Linked DNA regions of Homo sapiens: region 1 is linked to region 2. Evidence: chromatin contacts called from ENCODE Hi-C or POLR2A ChIA-PET data. All regions are on one chromosome and are shown on one strand. Each heading gives the region's core, a stretch centred on a gene start or an enhancer-like site at or near the end of the contact. The rest is flanking DNA. Distances are from core to core; before and after follow the strand shown.

Region 1 (4,914 bases), core at 400-2,899, 36 kb before region 2:
ACACAGAGATATAGGAATTCCGATGTGGGAAGACTCATCTCTGGGTAAGGAAATTGAGGCACACTTCCGTGAGGGGAAGAGGAAACTGCCATGGGTTTAGGGATATTTCCATGTCCCTACATGAGCCTAGTCCAGTATTTACATGGCCCTGGGGCCCTACTTCTCCCACCCACCCCATCCCAACCTTAGATGCCCTCCTATCTAGACAAAGAAGAGCTCAGCTGATGTTGTTGCTTTTATAAACAGCATGTGACACCAGTCAACAGGAGCTTCCCGGCCCTCCTCTTCCCCAAGCTTGATTTCATAATCTCTCCAACTGCCTGATCTCCCTCCACGGTCCAAAAAGTGAAGCACCGAAAGTCCCTCCCTACCTCAGGGGCACTGCACTGACTCTGGGGCCGTGGCAGAGGCCTTTTGGTCACAGTCATCAGGTTAATGTGTTATTCTTCGTATTTAGAAAAAAATTAGTCTCACTGTTCAAATAAGTTAGAGTTACTTGAAAGTGTGTTTATGAGTTGCTAGAAGTAACAGTAGAAAATATGAAACACACTGTGGGTAAGTTTTTTTTTTCTTTTATCACAAAGGAGTCAGGGGAGGACTCATCTGTTTAGTAAGAAATATTTTGCTCATTAGCTGGTGACATCATTGCCCTCTGAAATTAGGAGATTTTGGTTAGCATATGGAAAAAAAAAGATGAGATTCCATTCTTCTCCCAGAGGTACAGTGGAACACTGAAATAATCTCTCTGGCAGTTTCAAAATTAACTAGTTGTTGCCAGATTTGAAGAAAGAGACGGAGGAGGAGGCGGCGGCAGAGAGAAGAAGATAATTACATGATAGTTTTATTTGGAAAAAGTATGTGAGAATTTGAGGTAATATTACCATTCCTTTGGGGCAAAGGCTTGTCAGCACTTAATTCACTTAAGAAACTGCTTTAAAATTTAACCATAAAACCAAAGGAGCAGCAAATGGATGTTATGTTCCCTAATCAACTGCAATCTATTTCTTAAACTCATGAACTTTGAATCGTTTTTAATCGCCCCCATGAGGAGAAGGGAGAAAAATACAAAATCTCAGGAGTCCTACAGCCAGATCTAGGGAGACATAAAACAAAAGTGAATCCTCCCACCCCAATTCTGCAGGTTGCCACAGAGCAGAGAATGCCTTTCCTCCTGAATGGGTGGGGGGAGAGAGTGGTAAGTAGAGGCGAGAGGACTGGCTTCTCCTTCACTCTGTAAATCTTTGGAAGACATTTCTGCCTGGGGCTTTGTCACCCTGACCATAGGTCAGAGAAACGTATTGTTTCATATTAAATAGGTGAGTTAGGAAACAAAGTGTTGGGAAGGTAATCTACAGCTCTACAGGTCCCTCTGTTCAGAGTGGGGTAGTGTTATCCAGAGCAAATCTATGGGATCAGACACACTGAAGACTAAAGCAAAACACCAAACCCACTCATTCCCAAGGGCATCCAATTCTCACATGCCATGGAAAAAGGATGATTCAGAACAGGACTGCCAAGTAGGGCAATTACATACGCATTTAAGGCGCTAGTTTCTGGAGCTGATGAAAGTGTTCATCCCAGAAGCCGTAAGTCTCCTAAGGGATTGGGTGGTGTTTGCAAAGTCACATTACTTTTATGGCATCTTAGGCTGAATGACTCATGTATCAGGCACGATGACTTCTCCGACAGGGCTGCCAAACAACCTTGTCTAGGCAAATGGCAATGTAGAAATACAGAGAACTGATGGAGCCAAATGGCAATGGAGGGAAGGTGGGACCACCAAGACCATTCCTCCAAGCCAAACTTATGCCACCAGGTCAGTGGTCATCTGTCGAAGCTGGAGGCAGGAGGGTCCAATGTTACCTCCTAGACTGACGATCTACAACCTTAACGTTAATCTCCTTCTGTTTGCAGAATAAATAAGCAAATTTACTTCAAGTTCCAAATTGAAGAAATCTAGACTAAATACCTTCAGAGAGGAATTATTTAGAGCTAGAAAGGTTCTTTGTGGTCATCCAATTGGCAAAACAATCAGGTCATGAACTCTGCTGAACACTGAACCACAGAATATTCTTCTCACAACGACTAACAAAATGAGCAAAAGCCCCCCAAGAAGAAAAAACAAACAAACAAACAAACAATAAAACACTAAAAACTAGCAAAAATATTGCGCCAAGAGCAACCAAAGAGAGAAAGCTACATAATCTAATGTACTAAACTCCATGACTAAGGTAAGAAACAAATTTCTGAGGCCCACTGGAAAAGGCCCACAACTTCTACAAAAGCCAGGCTGGCAGGAATCCACAGAATCCTTTCATGTGACTCCAAATCTGGAAGGAAACTGTGTGACCTCTTTATCTTTTTCTGACCTAACAGCAGTGGAAATGGCTACAGAAGAGCAATGAGTGAAACGATGGAAAGTCAAGTGAGGTTGTTCTTGATTGAAATACAGTCTCTAAAATTCAAAAAATGAATGAAAGGCAGAATGGCTATGTTCTACCAATTACCCCAGCTATGAACCAGGTGGCATCAATTACGATACGGCACATTCAACACAGTTTCAGGAGAGAAAAGGCAGAGTCCAGCTATCCCAATGAAGACCACATTTCACCATATATCATGGCCAGGTTGTAGCAACAACAAACATAAATGGACCACAAAATGAAGCCCTCAACTGTATCTTGAAAGGAGAAAAAAAAAAAAAATCTATTGTCAGATAGCATGGCAAACAGGTCAAAACATAACCCTCAATATCAGCACAAATGGAGAACGTGATCAGAGCCACCCAAACAGGACCAAGGACATGACAACTATACAAACAAACTACGGCAAAGAGAGGGGGAAAAGAAGAAGCATAGATAAAAACAAAAAGCCAATCTTTGCTCTCATCACTTCATCATCTCAACTCAAGGAACAGGAAGAAATTCCTAATAGTTGCTTCTCTCTATAAAATAATTTAATAAGAACGTGAATTCAATTAAATGAGACCTCAAAGACAAGATAAAAAACATAAATTATATAAATTTAAAGTTTGCAGAAATAAGGAAACAACCTATTACAGAACCAATTTATAAATAAAAATAAGTAAAGAATAGAATCTATACCCTAGAAGTCAAAATACTGAGAGAGAGAAATGCTTCATATTACTTGACCTAATTTTCTCATATTACCCAAGTTTTCCGATTTACTCAGCTCTTCATCTAGACCTCTGACTTTGCTGCTGCCTCTCCTGACACACATTTCTCCTTCTCCTGGAAAGCTCTTCCTCAGTGTCAACCACCTTCTCTGGGAAGGCTCCCAGACCCTCTTTGCTGGGGCTTGCTGGACTTTCTGTGTGCACCTATCACAATAGGCAGGAAAATCTCAATGAAGTCCACAACCACGCCATCTATTAATCTAATCCTTTTCTCAAACCCAAGCTCCCTGTGTACAAGGACTGGCACATAGTGGGTACTCAATAAATGCTTGCACATAAATAAATGAAAGAATGCTCAAGATGGCATTGTTTCAACCTACACTTTGGTTCAAATGCTCAGTGTAAGAAGAGATTTGCATCCTTTTATAAACTAATTATGTGATGCTATTAGCATAATACTAATAATAAATATTAGAGTGAACATTAGAAAGTTAGTAGTGTGGTGTGGTACAAAGAGGGAGATGAACGGCATAGAGAAGAGAATAAAAGGATATTTTGATAGAAATTATATTGTAAAAAAATTTGGTTGTGTTAAAATATTGCTTTCCAAATGATTTGTCTCATGACTGACTATCGTTCTAAGAATTTTGTTGCAGTGAGCCGAGATAGTGCCACTGCACTCCAGCTTGGGCGACAGAGTGAGACTCCATCTCCAAAAAAAAAAAAAAAAACAAAAAAAAGAATTTTGATACAATGGGTAATTGTGACAACATTCAAATGGACTCAAAACAAGTGAAGGGCAACCTATGATTCTAATAAGCAGGCTTAGGTTGGAGATGGCCCGCAGTCTAAATTCTACTTACGAATAACAATAGTGCCTGGGTATCTCCCCAACCCATCCATTAAATAAGGACCGGCGCTAGGGCAAATGATTTAACAAGGAATTGACATGTAATCAATCAGTAACATTGAACAAGTAATGGAAATCCTCTTATCCCCAACTTCCCCAGCGTTGTTCCCAAGAGCACAATAAAAAACTGGGATTGCAAACTGAAATGCCAATCTCTAAACCAAATTAGATTACAAATATCTGTACTGAAATATAATCAGCTAGCAGGGGAAATGTGGCATATCCTCTGTGGTATGTATGTATTAGGTTGGACAAAGGAAATCACCACTTTTATAGGTCAAAAGCTGTCTAGTATCTCGAGTTCCACAAGGTTCAACCAAATGAAAGAAACAGACCAAATTGTATCCGTAATCTATCTTAAATTAATTTTTTAAAAATAGGTATCCTCAGATTATATAGTATCTGGGTTATTTTGTCATTTGTTTTTATCAATGTGGCCCTTGATATGTTTTTCTTTTTCTTTTTTTTTTCTTTTTTAGAGACAGGTTCTTGCTCTGCCACCCAGGCTGGAGTGCAGTGGCATGAACACAGCTCACTACAGCCTCGTTCAGGCAATCCTCCCGCCTCAGCCCCACAAGTAGCTGGGACTACAGATGCACACTACTATGCCCAGCTAAATTTGTTTTTTTTGTTTTTTTTTTTTTGTTTGTTTGTTTTTGTAGAGATGAGGTTTCACCATGTTGGCCGGGCTGGTCTAGAACTCCTGAGCTCAGGCAATCCACCCACCTTGGCCTCCCAAAAAGCTGGGATTACAGGTGTGAGCCACCACGCCCAGCCAGCCTTTGATATGTCGAGGAAGGCCTCCAAGCAGCAAGCACCCTCAACTTCCTGAAACTGCAGAAATCAGTAATGATAAAGATGTGCCTGG
Region 2 (5,291 bases), core at 2,769-5,268:
AGTAAATTTTTAAGTCTGCATAATATTCCACCATATTGGATGTGCCATAAGCTAATTAACCAATTCATTCTTTGCTGGATATTTAGGTTGCTTCTAATTTTTCTGTATTAACGTAGAGAATATTCAGTCATGGGAAAATGCTCATAACATATTCAAGTTAAAAACTATAAAACAGTATGCAGAATATGATCACAATTATATTTTTTTAAAACTGCCTAGAAAAAGGAGAATAAGGATGTACATCAAAATCTTAACAGTGTTTATTTCTGAGTAGAAGGATTCTTGTGGGTTTTGTATTTTCACATATTCGTGTTTTCTATAAAGTATTGAAATAATTAAATAGGTAAACCAAGAAAAGTGGTACTGACCTACAGAGCTGTCTTCTGAGTTTGATTTATGAAGAGGGTTCCTAGAAAAGAAAAACAAATCAGATTACCAGAGAGCCTTGCTTTCATGGGAGAACTGAAAATCCTCCTAACTAGTTTGACCCAGCATCAATACTACTTAATACAGCCAGGGAAATTGTTATAGGCTATTTACCACTGGCTTTTTCTACCCATCTGCTGACTTCCTAGAAATAGACTCGTGTGCCATTTGTCGACATTTATTAAAGACTCACTCGAAGGTGAGACCTGTAATATTAAATGAAGAAGACAGACTTCACTAGACGATCACTGAAGTACCTTTCATTCTGTGAACTACTAATACAAGTGAAGTTACTGCCATTGGGAAGTCTCTTGTGTAAGAGGAAAAGAGAAAGCAAATAATAATGAAAACATAAACTCAGCACCACAAATGCCACTTGGGCCCACAGATGAGTACAGTGGTCGGCTCTAGGAAAACAAAGGGGGCAGGGAGGCGGGTGAGACACCCACAACAGGATATTGAGTGTCCCTAATAAAGGGGGCGGCCAGTACACAGTTCCTCCAGTTGGTTGCTGCCAATTGGCAAGTGCAATGTCCATCCTGCTGAATCTTCCAATGTTCAAAAAGAAGACAGAAATCTGCATTTTTTTTTTTGAGACAGTCTTGCTCTGTAGTCCAAGCTGGAGTACAGTGGCATGATCTTGGCTCACTGCAACCTCCGCCTCCTGGGTTCAAGCGATTCTCCTGTCTCAGCCTCCCAAGTAGCTGAGATTACAGGTATGCGCCATCACGCCTGGCTAATTTTTGTATTTTTAGTAGAGACGGGGTTTCACCATGTTGGCCAGGATGGTCTGGAACTCCTGACCTCATGCAATCCTCCTGCCTCGGCCCCCCAAAGTGCTGGGATTACAGGCGTGAGCCACTGTGCCCAGCCAGAAATCTGTATTTTTATACAAGAGCTCTAACATTTTTAAGTGATGGTAAAGAAACCAATGTTTTTAAACATGTGTCCAAATTAATCAATACATGTCTGGGCATCGAATTTGCCTCCCACCCCAACACCTTTGGCTGCCAGTTTGTGAAGGCAGATACAGATTAACCCAAATAATCTGAAAAGTGTGCACAGCCCAAAACCAGTTCATTAAGCATTTCTCCAGAAAAAAACTTAGACAAACAAAATTTAAAGAAAGAAAGCGGGAAAGCCAAAGAAAGTTAAAATTGGTTGTATCAAAAAGGGAACGAGGTGGGCAGATCACTTGAGGTCAGGAGTTTGAGACCAGACTGGACAACATGGCAAAGCTCCGTCTCTACTAAAAATACAAAAATTAGCTAGGCGTGGTGGCACAGGCCTGTAATCCTAGCTACTCGGGAGGCTGAGGCAGGAGAATTGCTTGAATCTGGGAGGCAGAGGTTGAAGTGAGCCAAGATCGCACCATTGCACTCCAGACTGGGCAACAGAGTGAAACTGTATCACCAAAAAAAAAAAAAAAAAAAAAAAAAGGAACAGGGAACAGTAGAGTGTGGAGCAAAATCTTTCATTAGGTGTGTCCAAATCCCAGAAGGAAAATACAGTATCCTTGGGCTTACAGCCAAGGGAAACCAGAAAGAAGGCACCTGCATCAGAAGAGACACAGACACTTGGGGGATTTAAACCTGAATCTTCACTACAAGTTCACCACCAGGAAGGAAGATGGAAGAGGTGATTTTTGCATCTGAAGGCTAGGGAAGACAAGAAAGTGGGAGGCCAGGTATGAGTTACACTGAAAAAATTAGAGCAAAGGCTGAGGCAGGAGGAGAGCAGCCTGGGCAACATAGTGAGACACTGTCTCTTTAAAAAAAAAACTTCTAAAAAGTTCAACTGGGTATGGTGACATGCATCTATAGTGCTAGTTCTAGCTACTCAGGAGGCTGCAGCAGGAGGACTACTTGAGCCCAGGAGTCCGAGGTTGTAGTGAGCTATGATCACACCACTGACCTCCAAACTGGGTGACTGAATGAGACTCTGTCTCATTCAGAGGAAGAAGAATTGAATATCCTAATCACCTAAAGTGATTTTCTGCCTACCTTTTGGATAAAAGGACCTTGAGAATCTAAGGTGACCAGAGAGAGGGGAGGGAGGCTTTTTCACGCAGAGCAGCCTTTAATAAGCCACCACCCTTTGGTGTAGCTGCACTGGTGTGGGCTGACCACTGGGTGCCATTTCTGAGTGGCAGGCCCATGCCCTGCAAGCACCACCATTCTCCACGGCTGAGTGCAGAGAACTGTTGATGACCAGCACAAAAATCTGAAAGCTTTCTATTGTAAACTAAGGGAGAGTCGGAGCTAAGAACAGAATCAGGGGAGAAACCGCTAGAGAGGACAAGAGCTAGTTTTGAATTCTAGTTATTTCCCCTTATTCCTGTGCTGTGAATACAGAACATGTAAGGAAAATCTCACTTATCACCAAATTGTGCCAAAACATGGCTAGGACCTACTCTCCTTCCTCCTATCCACACAAAAATGAAAATACCTGTATTTACCTGCAAGGCTTTTAGGAGGTAGCCATTTCAAAATTTAAATCTTTCAGCCAAAATGTACTGAACAACGCACAAGTAAGGTACATGGATGAACACGAAGGAAGGGGAGCCACAGGTTAGAGACGGAGGGAGACAGGAACAAAAAAGCATAAGAAATGACGAGGGGGAAGGGGAGGAGAAGAATGAGGAAGAGAAGCAGCAAATGTAACATGCTCAGGGCCACGGGAGAAGTGGGAGCAAAATAAGAGCAAGCTAGTTGGCTGGGGACTGAGGCAGGAAATCCTTCAGAAAGAAAGAAGGGTTTCTGCTAAGTTTAGCTTCTTAATTTTTTTAAAAAATCTTACTGTGCTGTACTTTGCACTTCAAGTCATGGGACTGTGCAGCTGCCACCTTACTTCAGCGGGCTGGGGTCTGCAGCTGGTTAAACATGTTTTCTGTAAGGGGCCACCAGAGGGACAGGGAGCCCCATATGTATTTTTGTCCTCACCCTAAGGACTAGGGATGTCTTTTTTTTTTTTTTTTTTCTCCTGGAGACAGAGTCTCACTCTGCTGCCCAGGCTGGAGTACAGTGATGCGATCTCGGCTCACTGCAACCTCCACCCCCAGGTTCATGCGATTCTCCTGCCTCAGCCTCCTGGGACTACAGGCATATGACACTATGCCTGGCTAATTTTTGTATTTTTAGTAGACACGGGGTTTCACCATGTTGACCAGGCTGGACTTGAACTCCTGACCTCAGGTGATTTGCCCGCCTCGGCCTCCCAAAGTGCTGGGATTGCAGGCATGAGCCACCGTGACCGGCCAGGACTAGAGAAGTCTTGACCTAACTGCTATGGACCAAATATCCCCACCTCAGGATAAAACTTATTATGTAATAAGTGAAAACACAAATTGTGAATTTTTACTTTCCCTAAAAGTCATCAAAATACTTCAAAAAGTACACTGCAGAAAAATGTACGCTCCCACTGCTACACCATTAGCACAAAATGTGATTGCATTTTCCTCTCTGAAATGATGACTGACAATATTTTCACTATTTTTAATCTACTGTCTTCAAACTACCACACACTTTGAATAATTTTATCCTCCGGTTTGGACTTGGCCCAGGCATTGCTTGAACTTCCCCAGGATGCCAGCAGATGGCACTGTAGTTTCTTTATTCATCTTGCTGTGGTGAGTGGGATTTTGTTTTTAAAATTTCACAAGTTCACCACCTAGATGCTGGCCAAAGAATAACAAGCCCATGTTTCATAAGCGTGAGGCTCCCCAACTCATCAAATTTACAATCCTTTGAATTTTACGTTGAATCCAAATTCAATGTGTGAATTTGGATGCAGTGACTTTCTCCCTGCAAACAGAAGCTGGCATAGAAGCAGTGCAAAATGCCATCTCCTTTCTCCTTGAGAATGATTATTACAATTCATCCAGCAGGAGCAAAAATCAATGATATAACCCAAGTCCAAAAGTGGATGGCAGCAGGTGGAAGGGGTCATTTACTAATCTCCTGGTGGAAGAAATTAATGCTCAGACGTCAGCTCCAAAGAGGCCTCCTGGTAGTAGTACCTCCTTCCTCCAGCCAGAAGCCCCAGGCCTGAGGATGGTGGGCGCTGGAGCTGGATCTGCTCTTTGGACTCATCTTTTTCATTGTCAATGGGTAAAAAGTATGGTAACTTCAGCATGGATTTTGATGACCAGGAAGCAATAATTAATATTCTGCTGTGCTTTAAAAATCCATTTAAACATTTAATTATCATCAAGTATTGGATTTAAAGTCTCAGAACTGAACCTTAGCAAATATTTGTTCATCAATAACTCCTACTATTAAGACCCCAAATCTATCTGCTTAAGTGTCAACATTTTTCCTCAAGATCCCTAAACTGCTTTAGCTGTTCCTGAAGGCAAAATTCACTTAAGAAAATTCCTACATTAAGGAATTTATCAATCCCATTGAAAAATAAAAATAATTTAAGAGACAGTATCCCCAGAACTGGTTTCTTTCCTCCTACCTCTGTCTTTAACAAATTCTTTGTTAAATTGCTTTGTGTATTCATTTTCACTCATTCTTTCATTCAGTATTTATTTATTCACCTCTCAGTAGGAGTCAGGCATCCTCTGAGGTCCTGAGAACATAGCAATAAACAAGACAGATTCAAGAAGGGCGACTGCAGAGTCAAGGAGTGAGGAGAAGTTGAGGTGATGGGACAGAGAAGGCTTCTCTGAGCAGAAACCTAAATAATGAAATAACATTCACTTCCCCAGATGGGGAAAGCTGGGCAGGGGAACAGCAGGGGAGGGAACAAGAGGTCCCCTTTGGACATGCTAAGTGTGCGGTGCTTATTAAACATCCCTGTGCAGACAGTAAAGAAACAGTTGGACATGTGAGTCTAGAGCTGCAGATAAGAATTTGTAA

The links. Hi-C counts contacts between places; a loop is a spot of excess contacts on that map. ChIA-PET counts read pairs that join two places held with the same protein, here RNA polymerase II (POLR2A). Pooled maps may share reads with other maps.
Region 1: a loop to region 2 is called in a pooled map, with 1.8 times the contacts of the local background. The contact joins two enhancer-like sites. A Hi-C loop is called at or near these places in 6 of 168 maps with a recorded cell type or tissue (Right ventricle myocardium inferior, dorsolateral prefrontal cortex, heart left ventricle and 3 more) and 4 of 50 pooled maps. POLR2A ChIA-PET finds 5 or more read pairs at or near these places in 3 of 52 experiments (A673, BJ and activated CD4-positive, alpha-beta T cell).

Annotation. Positions count from the first base shown.
Region 1 is chr6:148,498,011-148,502,924 of GRCh38, reverse strand. The region is part of intron 8 of SASH1 (SAM and SH3 domain containing 1); the gene reads right to left. Among named protein-coding and RNA genes, the nearest start is that of SASH1, 160 kb to the right of the region's middle. Within about 2 kb of position 1,649, at least 14 of the 41 ENCODE cell types and tissues checked have a DNase peak (open chromatin) inside an H3K27ac peak, as active enhancers do.
Region 2 is chr6:148,463,663-148,468,953 of GRCh38, reverse strand. SASH1 (SAM and SH3 domain containing 1) reads right to left here. Exons shown (of 20, transcript NM_015278.5): 5 at 369-409. Among named protein-coding and RNA genes, the nearest start is that of SASH1, 120 kb to the right of the region's middle. Within about 2 kb of position 4,018, at least 5 of the 41 ENCODE cell types and tissues checked have a DNase peak (open chromatin) inside an H3K27ac peak, as active enhancers do.